2 separate regions of the Homo sapiens genome follow, and region 1 is linked to region 2. Evidence: chromatin loops called from intact Hi-C (ENCODE). Cell type or tissue: B cell. All regions are shown on one strand. Links, peaks and the distances in the headings refer to the core of each region. The heading gives the core; the rest is flanking DNA. Region 1 has its middle 26 kb from the start of CD70. Region 2 has its middle 39 kb from the start of TNFSF14.

What was found. Hi-C counts contacts between places; a loop is a spot of excess contacts. Peaks named below come from ENCODE experiments on the same cell type or tissue, not always from the same donor. Only the 100,000 strongest peaks of a DNase experiment are listed, where the experiment ranks them.
Region 1: a loop joins it to region 2, with 7 times the contacts of the local background. A loop is called at or near these places in 6 of 110 quality-filtered maps.

The regions. Positions count from the first base shown.
Region 1 is chr19:6,561,452-6,569,791 of GRCh38, forward strand. It overlaps the pseudogene CLIC4P2. Among named protein-coding and RNA genes, the nearest start is that of CD70, 26 kb to the right of the region's middle. RefSeq lists a silencer at 7,424-7,624. In B cell, for the core only: no CTCF peak of the experiment used is centred there; a DNase peak (open chromatin) is centred at 3,260; H3K27me3 peaks cover 773 bases.
Region 2 is chr19:6,627,443-6,635,782 of GRCh38, forward strand. No RefSeq gene overlaps it. Among named protein-coding and RNA genes, the nearest start is that of TNFSF14, 39 kb to the right of the region's middle. RefSeq lists an enhancer at 3,710-4,211. In B cell, for the core only: CTCF peaks have their summits at 4,771 (motif pointing right), 4,974, 5,961 (motif pointing left) and 6,161; DNase peaks (open chromatin) are centred at 3,409, 4,759 and 5,939.

The DNA.
Region 1 (8,340 bases), core at 86-8,085, 66 kb before region 2:
GGAGACAGGGTTTTGCCATGTTTGGCCAGGGTGGTCTCGAACTCCTGACCTCAGTTGATCTGCCTGTCTTGGCCTCCCAAAGTCCTGGGATTATAGGCATGAGCCATTGCACCCTCCAGTAGTGTTTTTTTGTTTGTTTCTTTTTTCTTTTCTTTTCTTTTTCTTCTTTTTCTTTTTTTTTTTTGTTTTTGTTTTTTTGAGATGGAGTCTTGGTTTATCGCCCGGGTTGGAGTGCAGTGGCATGATCTTGGCTCACTGCAACTTCTGCCTCCTGGGTTCAAGCGATCCTCCTGCCTCAGCCTCCCAAGTAGCTGGGATGTAGACGTGTGCCACCACACCCTGCTAATTTTTGTATTTTTACTAGAAATGGGGTTTTACCATGTTGCCCAGGCTGCTCTTGAACTCCTGACCTCAGGTGATCCACCTGTCTTGGCCTCCCAAGGAATTACAGGCATGAGCCATCACACCTAGCCAGGAGTGTTTATTTTTAAGATAACTTCTATACCTTGTCTGTCCTTGATCCTAATCCTTGAATAACTCATGTTCGTGCTAAATACAATTTCTACTCTAAAGGAAGAGGAGTGGTCTGTTAGGAGAAGCATATTTTAAGGAGAAGACACGAAGACATCTCTGTCATAAATGCAAGTTTACTTGGTGAGTCTTTTGGTTACATTACTACATTAACTGTTTCTGCTGCTATTTCAATCTCTTTATCATTGGGACAGGTATTGTTGAACATATCCCTACTACTTGTATTCGTTAGGTATCTCCAGATGCCAGTCATTCCTTTTTTTTCTATATTTTTTTATTTTCTATATTTATTTATTTATTTTTGAGATGGAGTCTCGCTTTATTACCCAGGCTGGAGTGCAGTGGTATGATCTCGGCTCACTGCAACCTCCGCCTCCCGGGTTCAAGGTATTCTCCTGCCTCACCCTCCCAAGTAGCTGGGATTACAGGCACCCATCACCAAGCCTGGCTAATTTTTGTATTTTTAGTAGAAATGGGTTTCACCATGTTGGCCAGGCTGGTCTAGAACTCCTGACATCAAGTGATCCACCCACCTTGGCCTCCCAAAGTACTGGGATTACAAGCATGAACACCGTGCCTGGCCAGTCATTCCTTTTGGAATATCAAAGTTGTGACTTTTTTTTTGACAATATGCAGTTTGGGCAGCAGATGGCAATCAGCTAATGCCATTTTATTGCCATTCAGAAATTTATGTGTAGAAAACTTAGTGTCCTGCATGCTATTTTCATCAATTTCATCAGGGAGAGGAGAATTCAGATATTCATAAGTTTTTGCAGTTTTTTTTTTAACTTTTATTTTAGCTACCAGGGTACATGTGCAGGATGTGCAGGTTTGCTACATAGGTAAATGTGTGCCATGGTGATTTGCTGCGGAGATCAACCCATCACCTAGGTATTAAGCCCAGCATTCATTAGCTATTCTTCCTGATGCTCTTCCTCTCCTTGCCCCACTGACAGGCCCCACTGTGTGTTGTTCTCCTCCCTGTGTCCATTGTTCAGCTCATAGTTATAAATGAGAACATGCGACATTTGATTTTCTGTTCCTGTGTTAGTTTGCTGAGAATAACTGCTCCAGCTCCATCCATGTCCCTGCAAAAGACATGATCTTGTTCCTTTTTATGGTTGCATAGTATTCCATGGTGTATATGTACCACATTTTCTTCATCCAGTCTATCATTGGTGGACATTTGGGTTGATTCCATGTCTTTGCTATTGTGAGTAGTGCTGTAGTGATCATATGCGTGCATGTATCTTTATAACAGAATGATGAATATTCCTTTGGGTATATGCCCACTAATGGGATTGCTAGGTCAAATGTTTTTCCTGCTTCTAGATCTTTGAGGAATCACCACACTGTCTTCCACAATGGTTGAACTAATTTACACTACCACCAACAGTGTAAAAGCGTTTCTTTTTCTCTGCAACCTCACCAGCATCTGTTGTTTCTTGACTTTTTAATAATCACCATTTTCTGCAGGGTTTTTAAGAGATGCTTCACTCATGCTTCATTAACCTCTGGCCTTGAATTCTTGATCTATGCAGAGAATTTGGCAAAGATGTCCATTCCAGCAGTATTTGATTCTGGGTGTTTTGGTGAAAGCTTTAAGTACTTGGGAGGACATAAGACTTCTTCAGGAGCTTCCTCAATCTTATTTGACTTCACTGTTGAAAGTTATAAGTGGTGGGTGGTTCCCAGGAGCCTTGTTTTGCAGATCTGCAGGTTTCCTTTTTCAGATCAACAGTTGTGACACTGAAGACAACTCCTTTGAGCTAAAGAATCATGAGGAATCTCTGGGAAAAAAGGCAGATTCCTGTGCTTTCACCATCACTGACAGCCTTGACCCAGAGCTCAAGGAGGGGCTCTTTGTCTTCCTCCTTCAACTTGTTCAGTGGCATCGACAATGCCAAGGCCAGGTCAGCTGGGCTTTGCAAACGTTGGCAGCTGCTGCTTCTGCTCCAAGGCTGCTCTGGCTGATGGCTTTGGCCATGCTGCTCACTGGACAGTCTGGCATTGAGGTGGCCATGGCCTCAGCTCCTCAGCACTGCACCACACTGCAGATTGAGCCACTTCTTCAATTGGCCTTAAATTTATCAAAGGGAAATTGTCTAGGTGAGCCTGAGTTAATCACACAAACTCTATAAATCTGAATGTAGAAGTCAAATATCAAGAAAGTCAGAAGCCAGAGAGATTCAGACCTTGAGAAGGATTTGACCTGTCGTTGCTGGCTTTAAAGGTGGTAAGGACCACATGAAAAAAACCCAAGAACATCTTCTAGGAGCAGAGTGATCCCTGGCTAACAATGAGCTAAAAAAACAGGGGCCTCAGTTCTACACTGCAAGGAACTGAATTCTGCCAACAACACTAATGAGTTTGAACACAATTCTTCCCCAGACTCCAGATGAAAACACAGCTTGGTCAACTCCTTGATTGTATAACCCTGAGAATAGAACCCATATAAATCTTGCCCAGATTCCTGATGAAGACACCATGAAAATAATGAATGAGTGTTGTTTCAAGCCACTAAGTTTGTGATGATTTGTTACACGGCAGTAGCTAACTAATACAGAGTTATGTGGCCAACCTGTTGATTGGGATCAACAGTCTTATTTTGCAAAGATACTTCAGAACCATGGACAGTGGAACGCATGCCAGGGGAGAGCTGATTGGCTGGATTAGTTACCATCCAAACTGGAGTGATCCTATTGGACAATCTTTGACCTAGCCACTGATCCCTGGTCCAGTCAGATTTTGTTAGGGTCTACAGACTCAACTTCTCTGCCAACCATGAAGATGGTGCCTCAGGAGTCCTGTAAGGTCTTGAGTGAACAAGTCTCTGCCTAGTTCTTCAGAAGGATATTGCACCACCCTCTTCCTCATCTACATTAGCCTCCTTTGGCTTCTCCTTCCCACTTCCCAGCTATTGCCCAGTGATGTTCCTGCAGTCAGGAACTCCCTTCCTTTCTCTCTTTGATACTTTCTATCCTTTACCTAGCCAACTCTCATTTTTTTTTTTTTTTTTTTTTTGAGACAGAGTCTCTCTGTCACCCAGGCTGGAGTGCATTGGCATGCTCTTGGCTCACTGCAACCCCTGCCTCCCAGGTTCAAGCAATTCTTATGCCTCAGCCTCCCCAGAAACTGGGATTACAGGCGCACACCACCATACCAGGCTAACTTTTTTTTTCTTTTTCTTTTATTATTATACTTTAAGTTCTAGGGTACATGTGCACAATGTGCAGTTTTGTTACATATGTATACATGTGCCATGTTGGTGTGCTGCACCCATTAACTCGTCATTTACATTAGGTATATCTCCTAATGCTATCCCTACCCCCTCCCCCTATCCCACGACAGACCCTGGTGTGTGATGATCCCCTTCCTGTGTCTGAGTGTTTTCATTATTCAGTTCCCACCTATGAGTGAGAACATGTGGTGTTTGGTTTTCTGTCCTTGTGATAGTTTGCTCAGAATGATGGTTTCCAGCTTCATCCATGTCCCTACAAAGGACATGAACTCATTCTTTTTTATGGCTGCATAGTATTCCATGGTGTATATGTGCCACGTTTTCTTATCCAGTCTATCATTGATGGGCATTTGGGTTGGTTCCAAGTCTTTGCTATTGTGAATAGTGCCGCAATAAACATACATGTGCATGTGTCTTTGTAGCAGCATGATTTATAATCCTTTGGGTATATACCCAGTAATGGGATGGCTGAGTCAAATGGTATTTCTAGTTCTAGATCCTTGAGGAATCGCCACACTGTCTTCCACAATGGTTGAACTAGTTTACAGTCCCACCAACAGTGTAAAAGTGTTCCTATTTCTCCACATCCTCTCCAGCACCTGTTGTTTCCTGACTTTTTAATGATCGCCATCCTAACTGGTGTGAGATGGTATCCCATTGTGGTTTTGATTTGCATTTCTCTGATGGCCAGCGACGATGAGCATTTTTTCTTGTGTCTGTTGGCTGCATAAATGTCTTCTTTTGAGAAGTGTCTGTTCATATCCTTCACCCACTTTTTGATGAGGTTGTTTGATTTTTTCTTGTAAATTTGTTTAAGTTCTTTGTAGATTCTGGATATTAGCCCTTTGTCAGATGGGTGGATTGCAAAAATTTTCTCCCATTCTGTAGGTTGCCTGTTCACTCTGATGGTAGTTTCTTTTGCTGTGCGGTAATTTTTTTTTGTTGAGATGGAGTCTCACTCTGTCACCTGGGCTGGAGTGCAGTAGTGCAATCTTGGCTCACTGCAACTTCTGCCTCCTAGGTTCAGTGATTCTCCTGCCTTAGCCTCCCAAGTAACTGGGATTACAGGTGCCTGACACTACACTCAGCTAATTTTTTGTGTTTTTAGTAAAGATGGGGTTTCACCATGTTGGCCAGGAAGGTCTTGAACTCCTGACCTCAAGTGATCCTCCCACCTTGGACTCCTAATGTGCTGGGATTACAGGCATGAGCCACCATGCCTGGCCTGATATCTCTGAAATTTAAAAACTATTTAGAATCTCACTGGGACTTATGTGCTTTCATTGCTAATGATCTGCTGCTAAACCTGTATAAGCCCCTTCCCTCTAGGCTCAGGGACTGTCACATAAGAGGTGGGCATGTGAGATTGTAAGGGCCAAATTTGAGGGATAGAATTATTTCAGACCCTCCTACTCAAGCATGGGCACACAGATGCCCAAACATCTGCCAAAATAAGACTGTGTCTTGGCCTACTATGTTGCCTCTCTCCATCCATCCCAACCATAAAAAGTTTTGCTCTCCATAGAATTAAACAAAAATTACGGAAAGATATCCAGATACCTGGTGTATTAGTCTGTTTTCATGCTGCTGGTAAAGACAGACCCAATTCTGGGTAATTTATACAGGAAAAAGGATTTACAGTTCCACGTGTCTGGGGCAGCCTCACAATCATGAAGGAAGGCAAGAAGGAGCAAGTCACGTCTTACATGGATGGCAGCAGGCAAAAAGAGAGCTTGTACAGGGAAACCCTGTTTTTAAAACCATCAGATCTCATGAGACTTATTCACTATCATGAGAACAGCATGGGAAAGACCTGCCCCCATGATTCAATTGCCTCCCACCAGGTACCTCTCACAATGTGTGGGAATTCAAGATGAGATTTGGGTGGTGACACAGCCAAACAATATCACCTGGTGACAAAGCCTTCTGGATATAGTGCTCCCAGTAATAAAATGATGCCAATTATATAAACAATTTTATCAGCCACCTTAGGAGGAATTACTAAAAAGACTACAAAAAGCCTTGCAGCACATTGAAAGTCTCTAAATTCCTTAGCTTAAATGGTTTTAGGAAAATGCTTATGTTTTGTATAGCTAATTACTACAAGCGTGTAACTACAACCAAGATTACAGTAGCTCAATGCATAGAACTTAAATAGATGCCAATTTTATAACCTCGCCTTTTGGCATTTGATTTTTGGCTCTCATGTTACCTAAAGGGTTCCCAGGGTTAATGAGAACCTGCCCACCGCCATTCCCATCTGGCCTGGAATATTTAGTTGGCTATAAACATTTTGACTCCAAATCCCTTGGGCATGGGGTCCCACCGAGGGACATGTTGGGCCTGGGTAGGCAGACACACCACCCCAGCAATAATATGGGACAAAATAGAAGTTTGGCCATCGATGTTGCATCTGGCATATAATGACCAAAAAAAGGGGGAATGTAAACTGATAATTAAATCCCAAGCTCCCTCTTCCCACTGCTACTGACAGAATGGATCCCTCCTTGGCCAAGGGAAGCCCCTGTAAAAAACCTTAAAAACTTAGTTCCCAGACATAATGGGATGGGAGGCCAGGCATACCTTCTTTTTGTGGTTTAGACACAAAAACTGACCACCATTAATGGTCAAATAAAAATCACAAGACAGAACAGGCTTTCTGTAACAATAAGATAGCGAATTAAGCCAGGTATGGTGGCGTGCACCTGTAGTATCAGGTTGCCAGGTCCGATCTGTGGACCCTGACCCAGTGATGGATGAAAGACGTACACTGACACAGACATTTTGCCTGTCAGTGTGGCTAAGGGGCTCTGCTGCCTGAGTCCACAGCATTGGCCTCGATAAACTGGCGAAGTTTGCATTTATTTAGTACAGATTAAATGACAAATGTCTCAAGTAAACACCACTGGAGGGTAATTAACATTGCTGACCTCCTGAGTAGAGAGCAGTCATGCACCCGCAGATGACCAAAGGTCAGTCTTAGGACCACATGAGTAAACAAGCTATTTAGATAAATTCCTCTACATTCCTATGTATCTACGCCCTAAGCTTTTAAGAGAATTCAGCTGCCTCCAGCCAAATCTTTTACTGAAGTGATGCAAACTACCCGGCCTTCCAAGAAAGTTTGTGTCTATTTCCTATAACTCTATAATTTCTCCCACCACCCTGACCAATCTCCTACACCAGGTATTTGGGAGACTGAGGTGGGAAGATAGCTTGAGCCTGGGAGTTCGAGGCTACAGTGAGCTATGACTGTGCCACTCCAGTCCATCCTGCGTGACAGAGCAAGATCGTGTTTCAAAAAAAAAAAAAAGATACCAAATTATAAACAGAACCTAAGACCATGCCAGCAAAGGTTAAATCACACACTCCTTCACTTAAAAAGTAAACTATGTTCATCCCAGCACTTTGGGAGGCTGGGGTGGGCAGATCATGAGGTCAGGAGATCAAAACCATCCTGGCTAACATGGGGAAACCCCATCTCTACTGAAAATACAAAAAATTAACCAGGTTGGTGGCATGCGCCTATAGTCTCACCTACTCGGGAGGCTGAGGCAGGAGAATCGCTTGAACCTGGGAGACGGTGGTTGCAGTGAGCCGAGATCACACCACTGCACTCCAGCCTGGATGACAGAGTGAGACTCCATCTAAAAAAAAGAAGTAAACTATGTTCTAAATGCCACAAAGTTTTTCTTTTTCCCAAGCAGCCAAACAAGCATTTGCCTCTAGATAAGCAACGTTAAAGCACTTTGCAGCTCCACTGGATGCTAACTGACCACCAGCCATAACTATGGCTTTAATTAGGCAAGAGACTTATTTCAGTAACTTTTTCCTGATGAAGAAACCACTGACCACGGGCTAGATCTGGCTGGTTTACAGAAATTGCAAGCTTGTGTGCCTTTTTGTCCTGAAAAGAACTTTTGATCTATAGGGCTTAATAGTAATATTTTTATTCTATTCTATTCTATTCTATTCTATTCTTTTTTTTTTTTTTTTTTGAGATGGTATCTCGCTCTGTCACCCAGTCTGAAGTGCAGTGGTGCGATCTTGGCTCACTGCAAGCTCTGCCTCCCGGGTTCACGCCGTTCTCCTGCCTCAGTCTCTTGAGTAGCTGGGACTACAGGCGCCCACGACCATGCCAGGCTAATTTTCTGTATTTTTAGTAGAGACGGGGTTTCACTGTGTTAGCCAGGATGGTCTCGATCTCCTGACCTCATGATCCACCCGCTTCTGCCTCCCAAAGTGCTGGGATTATAGGCGTGAGCCACCGCACCCAGCTTTCTTTTCTTTTCTTTTCTTTTTGAGGAGTTTCACTCTTGTTGCCCAGGCTGGAGTGCAGTGATGTGATCTCAGCTCACTGCAACCTCTACCTCCTAGGTTCAACTGATTCTCCTGCCTCAGCCTCCTGAGTAGCTGGGACTACAGGCACAGGAAAACTCCTGTTTTTAAAACCATCAGATCTCGTGAGACTTATTCACTATCACTTATAGCCCCACTATGCCCAGCTAATTTTTTTTTTGTATTTTTAGTAGAGGTGGGGTTTCACCATGTTGGTCAGGCTGGTCTGA
Region 2 (8,340 bases), core at 294-8,293:
TGTTTTTAGTAGAGATAGGGTTTCGCTGTGTTAGCCAGGATGGTCTTGATCTCCTGACCTCGTGATCCGCCCATCTTGGCCTCCCAAAGTGCTGGGATTACAGGCGTGAGCCACCGCACCCGACAAAATTATTCTTTCTTTATAACCTTCCTTACCAAAAATACATCTTCATATCCATAATTTTCTTCACATCTCACTCCTTTACTTATTGGTTCCTTTCTTTTCAAGTCCATAATTTGAATTAACCTTTAGATAACTTCTGAATTTGATAATAATTTTTTTCTCAATAAGAACATCTCTTCTTTGGCATATTTTATATGCAGAATTATATATTAACTAGAATTCTTATCCTTAGTAACCTCAAATTTTAGTGAAAACCTAGGAAGAAAGAAATCCTGAGCTACCTATCAGATATTAGCATTTTATAATGAGAACTCTTCCATAATTTTTAGAAACATATTTCCCCATATCATAACCCTTCCTTAATTAGAAATGACCCAGACATCTAATAAGCATAATTTTAAATATTATTCTTAAACATAATTTTAAGATTTTAAGTTACACAATAAGTTCACCTGCAGCACTTAACCCATTTACACTTTATTTTTAGCAGTTTATATAGATTATTTACACATTATTTTCTTGTTAACCCTTTTATAACTTGTGAATATCAGATGTTCACCTAAATAAGAACCTTAAAGTTAACTGCATGGGCATTTTCACCAATAACTCAGTAGACTCAGGTGTTTTCATTAAACCAATAACATTAAATAGTCTTACTTATATAAAAAAAAACACAAAAAGATCATTTTGTTTTGGCTGGGTTTATGGTTTGATAACCTTCTATGCCAAACCCTGATACCTCAAAATATCTAGAAGAGACAAATATGAAACCCAGAGAAAAATGTATGCTGACAATTCTGAAGACATTTCTATTCCTATTTTACCAATAATTTAAAAACCACCTTGTTGGCCAGGTACAGTGGCTCATGCCTGTAATCCCAGCACTTTGGGAGGCTGAGGCAGGTGGATCACTTGAGGTCAAGAGCTCAAGATCAGCCTGACCAACATGGAGAAACTCCATCTCTACTAAAAAAAAATACATAAATTAGCCAGGCATAATTGCACACAACTGCAGTCCCAGCCACTCAGGAGGCTGAGACTTGAGAATCGCTTGAACCCAGGAGGTGGAGGTGGCAGTGAGTGGAGATCATGCCACTGCACTCCAGCCTGGGCGACAGAATGAGACTCTATTTCAAAAAAAAAAAAAAAAAAAGCTTGCTCATTAAAGACTTACTTAAGTCATATAAACTTGAAAAATACTTTGGACTTAATTAATGAGCACTCTTTTATTTATAAGCCAAATTGGTAGGCATAACATATAACAATAAATATACATACATATACACACATCTAAATATGTACTCACACACAGAAACAAAGATCCAATAGCTTTTACTTTGGAATTCTAGTTGGGAGGCTGAGGCAGGCAGATCACCTGAGGTCAAGAGTTTGAGACCAGCCTGGCCAACACGGTGAAACTCCATCTCTACTAAAAATACAAAAATTAGCCAGGTGTGGTGTCAGGCGCCTGTAGTCCCAGCCACTTGGGAGGCTGAGGCAGGAGAATTGCTTGAACCTGGGAGGTGGAGATCGCAGTGAGCCAAGATTATGCCACTGCACTCCAGGCTGGGCGACAGAGCAAGACTCCATCTCAAAAAAAAAAAAAAAAAAGGAATTCTAGTCATGAGATAGTAATACAAACTCACCTATCTATGAACGTGTTCACATGGCTGCATTTTGTCTGCTCTGATAGGTAATCCCATGAAGACTGTTGTATTCGTCTGTCCTCACACGGCTATAAAGATATTGCCTGAGACTGTGTAATTTACAAAGAAAGGGGGTTTAATTGACTCACAGTTCCACATGGCTGGGAGGCCTCAGGAAACTTACAATCATGGTGGAAGGCGAATGGGAAGCCAGGCATGTCTTACATGGCAGCAGGAGAAGAAACAGAGACAGAGAGAGAGACAGAGAGACAGGGGGAACTGCCACTTTTAAAACCATCAGATCCTGTCATGAGAACAGCATGGGGGCAACTGCCCCCATGATCCAATCACCTCCCTCTAGGTCCCTCCCTTGACATGGGGGGATTACAATTCGAGATGAGATTATGGTGGGGACACAGAGCCAAAACATATCAGCTGTGAGCCAAAATTTCGGGTAAAGTAGTTTCCACGGCAGTTTGATTTTTTTTTTTTTTAAGACGGGAGTCTCGCACTGTCGCCCAGGCTGGAGTTCAGTGGCGCGATCTCGGCTCACTGAGAGCTCCGCCTCCTGGGTTCACACCATTCTCCTGCCTCAGCCTCCCGAGTAGCTGGGACTACAGGCGCCCACCACCACGCCAGGCCAATTTTTTGTATTTTTAGTAGAGATGGGGTTTCACCATGTTAGCCAGGATGGTCTCGATCTCCTGACCTCGTGATCCGCCCACCTCAGCCTCCCAAAGTGCTGGGATTGCAGGCGTGAGCCACTGCGCCCGGCCCGGCAGTTTGATTTTTAGAAGTCAAACCTTTAAACATTGGGGTCAAACAGAAGAACATCACGTATTAACCAGGCTGAACCCTGCTTAGAACAGCAGCCCAGGCTGGGCGCAGTGGCTCACGCCTGTAATCCCAGCACTCTGGGAGGCCGAGGCGGGCCGAACACGAAGTCAGGAGATTGAGACTATCCTGGCTAACATGGTGAAACCCCATCTCTACTAAAAAAATACAAAATAATTAGCCAGGTGTGTTGGCGAACGCCTGTAATCCCAGCTACTCAGGAGGCTAAGGCAGGAGAATGGCATGAACCTGGGAGGTGGAGCTTGAGGTGAGCCGAGATCGCACCACTGCACTCCAGCCTGGGCGACAGAGCAAGACTCCGTCTCAAAAACAAACAAACAAACAAACAAACAAACAAAACAAAACAAAACAAAACATAACAAAAAAGAACAGCAGCCTAAAAGCCTGGGTACATGGAACTCCATCCCACATGATCCGCCTGCCTTGGTCTCCCAAAGTGCTGGGATTACAGGTGTGAGCCCCCACACCCAGCCTTGGTGATGATTTTTTGGATTTGACACCAAAAGCACAGAGAACAAAAGCAAAAATAAGTGGAATTGCAACAGACTAAAGAGCTTCTGCCAAGCAAAGGAAGCAATCAAGGAAATTAAAAGGCAACGTATGGATGGAGAGAAAATATTTGTAAGCCATATATCTGATAAGGGGTTGAGATCTCTAAAATATATAAAGAGCTCATATAACTCAACAGCAACATAACAAATAGCTCAATTTAAAAATGGGCGAATGATCTTAATAGGCATTCCTCAAAAGAAGACACACGAATGGCTAACAGGTGTGTGAAAACATGCCCAACGTCATTAATCATCAGGGAAATGCAAATTAAAACCACAGCGAGATATGACTGTGGTGATAATTTTAGCATATAGGTGTATCAAAGCATCACATTTCCTTCCTTCTTTCTTTCTTTCTTTCTTTCTTTCTTTCTTTCTTTCTTTCTTTCTTTCTTTCTTTCTTTCTTTCTTTCTTTCTTTTTCTTTCCTTTTTTTGAGACGGAGTCTCGCTCTGTTGCCCAGGCTGGAGTGCAGTGGCACGATCTCGGCTCGCTGCAACCTCTGCCTCCTGGGTTCACGCCATTCTCCTGCCTCAGCCTCCCAAGCAGCTAGGACTACATGCGCCCGCCACCACACCCGGCTAATTTTTCGTATTTTTAGTAAAGACAGGGTTTCACCATGTTAGCCAGGATGGTCTCGATCTCCTGACCTCGTGATCCACCCGCCTCGGCCTCCCAAAGTGCTGGGATTACAGGCGTGAGCCACTATGCCCGGCAAAGCATCACATTCTCACCTTAAATATACACAGCTTTTATTTGCCAGTGATGCCTAAATAAAACTGGATAAAATATGGGAAATAATAAGATTTGGCAGAATGAGAAACAACAGAAATTCTCACATTTGGCTGGTGGAGATAATTTCTTTCTTTCTCTTTCTTTCTTTCTTTCTTTCTTTCTTTCTTTCTTTCTTTCTTTCTTTCTCTTTCTTTCTTTCTTTCTTTCTTTTCTTTCTTTCTTTTTTTGTGGAGACAGGATCTTGCTCTGTTGCCCAGGTGGAGATATTTTTTTTTTCTGTGGAGACAGGGTCTTGCTCTGTTGCCCAGGCTAGAGTGGAGTGGCACCATCATAGCTCACTGCAGCCTCGAACTCCCAGGCTCAAGCCATCCTCCCTCCTCAGCCTCCTGAGCAGCTAGGACTACAAGCCCATGCCACCATGCCAGGCTATTTTTTTTTGTAATTTTTCATAGAGATGAGGTTTTGCCATGTTGCCCAGGCTGGTCTTGAACTCCTGGCCTCAAGTGATCTGCCTGCCTCGGCCTCCCAAAGTATTGGAATTACAGGCGTGAGCCATCGCATCCAGCCATGATTTTCTTAATAAGAGTTTCTTTCCTCTAGCTTACTTTATTGTAAGAATACAGTGTATAATACATGTAACATACAAAGTATGTGATAATCCACAGCTTATGTTATCAGCAAGTCTTCTGGTTAACAGTCTGCTGAGTTAGGCTTTGGGGGAGTCAAAAGTTATATGTGGCCGTTTGACTGCTCAGGGGTTGGTGCACCTAAGACCCCACATTGTTCAAACGTCAACTGTCTATGGAAGAAAACGTTTACGAAACATCTCACTTTGACTGTTGTATGAAGAATGGCCTGTAGGGGGAGCCAGTGGATACAGGGAGACCGAGTAGGAGGCTTTTTGCAGACAAGAGACTTAAAGTGTTAGACTCTGATAGATTAAATATGTAAATTAAAATTTCTAAAAGTATAGGAATAAAATGTATAATTTCTGAACTCAGAAGAAAAACGGGAATAAGACAAAAATCCGAAACAAGGCAAGGAAGGAGAGAAACAGAAATACGGAAGAGGCAAATAATTCCTCCAAAAAATTCAAAATGTATGAAGAATTGCAATTAATGCAGATGGTCCAAATCTGTGCTACTCAATACCATGCTATTCCATGTCAATAGCCATATGTTACTATATGGCACTTGGAATGTGGATCTGAACTGAAATGTCCTGTTGTGGCCAGGCGCGGCGGCTCACGCCTGTCATCCCAGCATTTTGAGGGGCCGAGGCAGGTGGACTACTTGAGGTCTGGAGTTTGAGACCAGCCTGGCCAACATAGTGAAACGCGGTCTCTACTAAAAATACAAAAATTAGCCAGGGTATGTAGGGACCAGCCCCACAGGGTCGGTGGGTTTTTCTCCCTGTGTGTGTGAGGAGATGAGAGATCGTAGAAATAAAGACACAAGACAAAGAGATAAAAGAAGACAGCTGGGCCCGGGGAACCACTGCCACCAAGACGCAGAGACCGGTAGTGGCCCCGAATGCCAGGCTGCACTGTTATTTATTGGATACAAGACAAGGAGGCAGGGTAAGAAGCGTGAGCCATCTCCAATGATAGGTAAGGTCACATGAGTCACGTGTCCACTGGACAGGGGGCCCTTCCCTGTTTGGCAGCCGAGGCGGAGAGAGAGAGAGAGGAGACAGCTTACGCCATTATTTCTGCATATCATATCAGAGACTTTTAGTACTTTCACTAATTTTGCTACTGCTATCTAGAAGGCAGAGCCAGGTGTACAGTATGGAACATGAAAGCGGACCAGGAGTGTGACTGCTGAAGCACAGCATCACAGGGAGACAGTTAGGCCTCCGGATAACTGCGGGCGAGCCTGACTAATGTCAGGTCCTCCACAAGAGGTGGAGGAGCAGAGTCTTCTCTAAACTCCTGGCCTCGAGTCTGCTAAGTAGCCCGTGTTTTCCCTTGGCACTGACGCTACCGCTAGACCACGGGCCACTTGGCAACGGGCGTCTTCCCAGATGCTGGCGTTACCCCTAGACCAAGGAGCCCTCTAGTGGCCCTGTCCGGGCGTGACAGAGGGCTCGCACTCTTATCTACTGGTCACTTCTCACCATGTCCCTTCAGCTCCTATCTCTGTATGGCCTGGTTTTTCCTAGGTTATGATTGTAGAGCAAGGATTATTATAATATTGGAATAAAGAGTAATTGCTACAAACTAATAATTAATGATATTCATATATAATCATATCCATGATCTATGTCTAGTATAAGTATTCTTATTTTATGTATTTTCTTTATTATACTGGAACAGCTCGTGCCCTCGGTCTCTTGCCTCGGCACCTGTGTGGCTTGCTGCCCACAGGGTGTGGTGGCGGGCACCTGTAATACCAGCTACTTGGGAGGCTGAGGCAGGAGAATCTCTTGAACCTGGGAGGTGGAGGTTGCAGTGAGCTGAGATCGAGTCACTGCACTCCAGCCTGGATGACAGAGGGAGACTCCATCTCAAACAAACATACAAACAAACAACAACAACAAACAAACAAAGAAACACATTAAGAAATGCTTAGTGGCCCGGCATGGTGGCTCATGACTGTAATCCCAGCACTTTGGGAGGCTGAGGCAGGTGGATCACTTGAGGTCAGGAGTTTGAGACAAGCCTGACCAACATGGTGAAACCCCGTCTCTACTAAAAATATGAAATTAGCCTGGCGTGGTGGCAGGTGCCTGTAATCCCAGCTACTCGGGAGGCTGAGGCAGGAGAATCGCTTGAACCCAGGAGGCGGAGTTTGCAGTGAGCCGAGATGGCACCATTGCACTCCATCCTGGGCAACAGAGCAAGACTTCATCTCAAAAAAAAAAAAAAAAAAAAAAAAAAAGAAACACTTAAGGATCTGGTAGGAATGTAAATTGTGCAGCTGCTATGGAAAACAGTATGGCACTTCCTCCAAACATTAGAATAGAATTACTATGATCCAGCAATTCTACTTCTATGTACATACCCAACAGAATTGAGAGCAGGGATGAGAACAGATATTGTTACGTCTGTGGCCATAGGAGTAGTATTCACAGTAACCAAGATACAGAAGCAACCCCAGTGTCTACTGATGGATGAATGCATAAACAAAATGTGGTATATCCATATAATGGAATATTATTCCGCCCTGAAGAAGAATGAAGTTTTAATATATCCTACAACATGGATGAAACTTGAAGACATTATTCTAAATGAAATGAGCCAGCTGCAAAAGGGCAAATACTGTTATGATTCCACTTATATGAGGAAATGATGGAGCAAATTTATAGAGACAGAAAGGAGAAAGGTGGGTGTCAGGGGCTGGGGAGGAGGGAATGGCGAGTGAGTGTGAGTGTTTAATGAGCACAGAGTTTCAGTTTTGCAAGATGAAAAACTTTCTGGAGATGGACGGTGGTAATGGTTGCACAACAATGTGAATATACTTCATATCAGTGAAGAGTACACTTAAAATTGTTAAAATGGTAAATTTTTGTATTTTTAGAAGAGACGGGGTTTCGCCATGTTGGCCAGGCTGGTCTCGAACTTCTGACCTCAGGCGATCCACCCACATTGGCCTCCCAAAGTGCTGGGATTACAGGTAAATTTTATGTTATACATGTTACCATAATTAAAAATAGATGCATTTTTAAATGCTTAGGGAATATTTCCAAAGCTTGGCCTTATACTGAGTGATAAATCACATCGCTATCAAAGGAATTGATATCATATACTCTCTCTAAGTTACTCATGGAGGATCAGAGGAGGAATAAAAATGTAATTAGGACAGTATCTAGTTTCTTAATTTATTTTTATTTTTAATTTTTATTTTTTTGAGAGAGTCTCGCTATGTGGCCCAGGCTGGAGTGCAATGGTGTGATCTCGGCTCACTGCAGCCTCCACCTCCCGGGTTTAAGTAATTCTCCTGCCTCAGCCTCCTGAGTAGCTGGGATTACAGGCACGCACCACCATGCCTGAATAGTTTTTGTATTTTTAGTAGAGACAGGGATTCTCCATTTTGGCCAGGCTGGTCTCGAACTCCTGACCTCAGGTGACTCCCCTGCCTTGGCCTCTCAAAGTGCTGGGATTACAGGCGTGAGCCACCGCATCCAGCTTGGAATCTTAATTTAAATGAAGCAGAGCCTTTCAGACTCTTTAAATAGGCAAAAAATGTGCCTGTGTTTATCATCGAATTCAGTGGTTCTCAACTGGGGTGATTCTGTCCTTCCAGGAAACATTTGGCAACATCTGGAGACATTTTTGGTTGTTACAACTGGGGGTGATCCTGGCATGGAGGCAGGATCCTGAGACACTCCTCAGCACCTTGCAGTGCCCAGATGGCTCCACCCAAGAGGACAATCTGGCTCCAAATATCCACAGAGCTGAGGCTTAGAAATCAAAACTGACAAGTATTT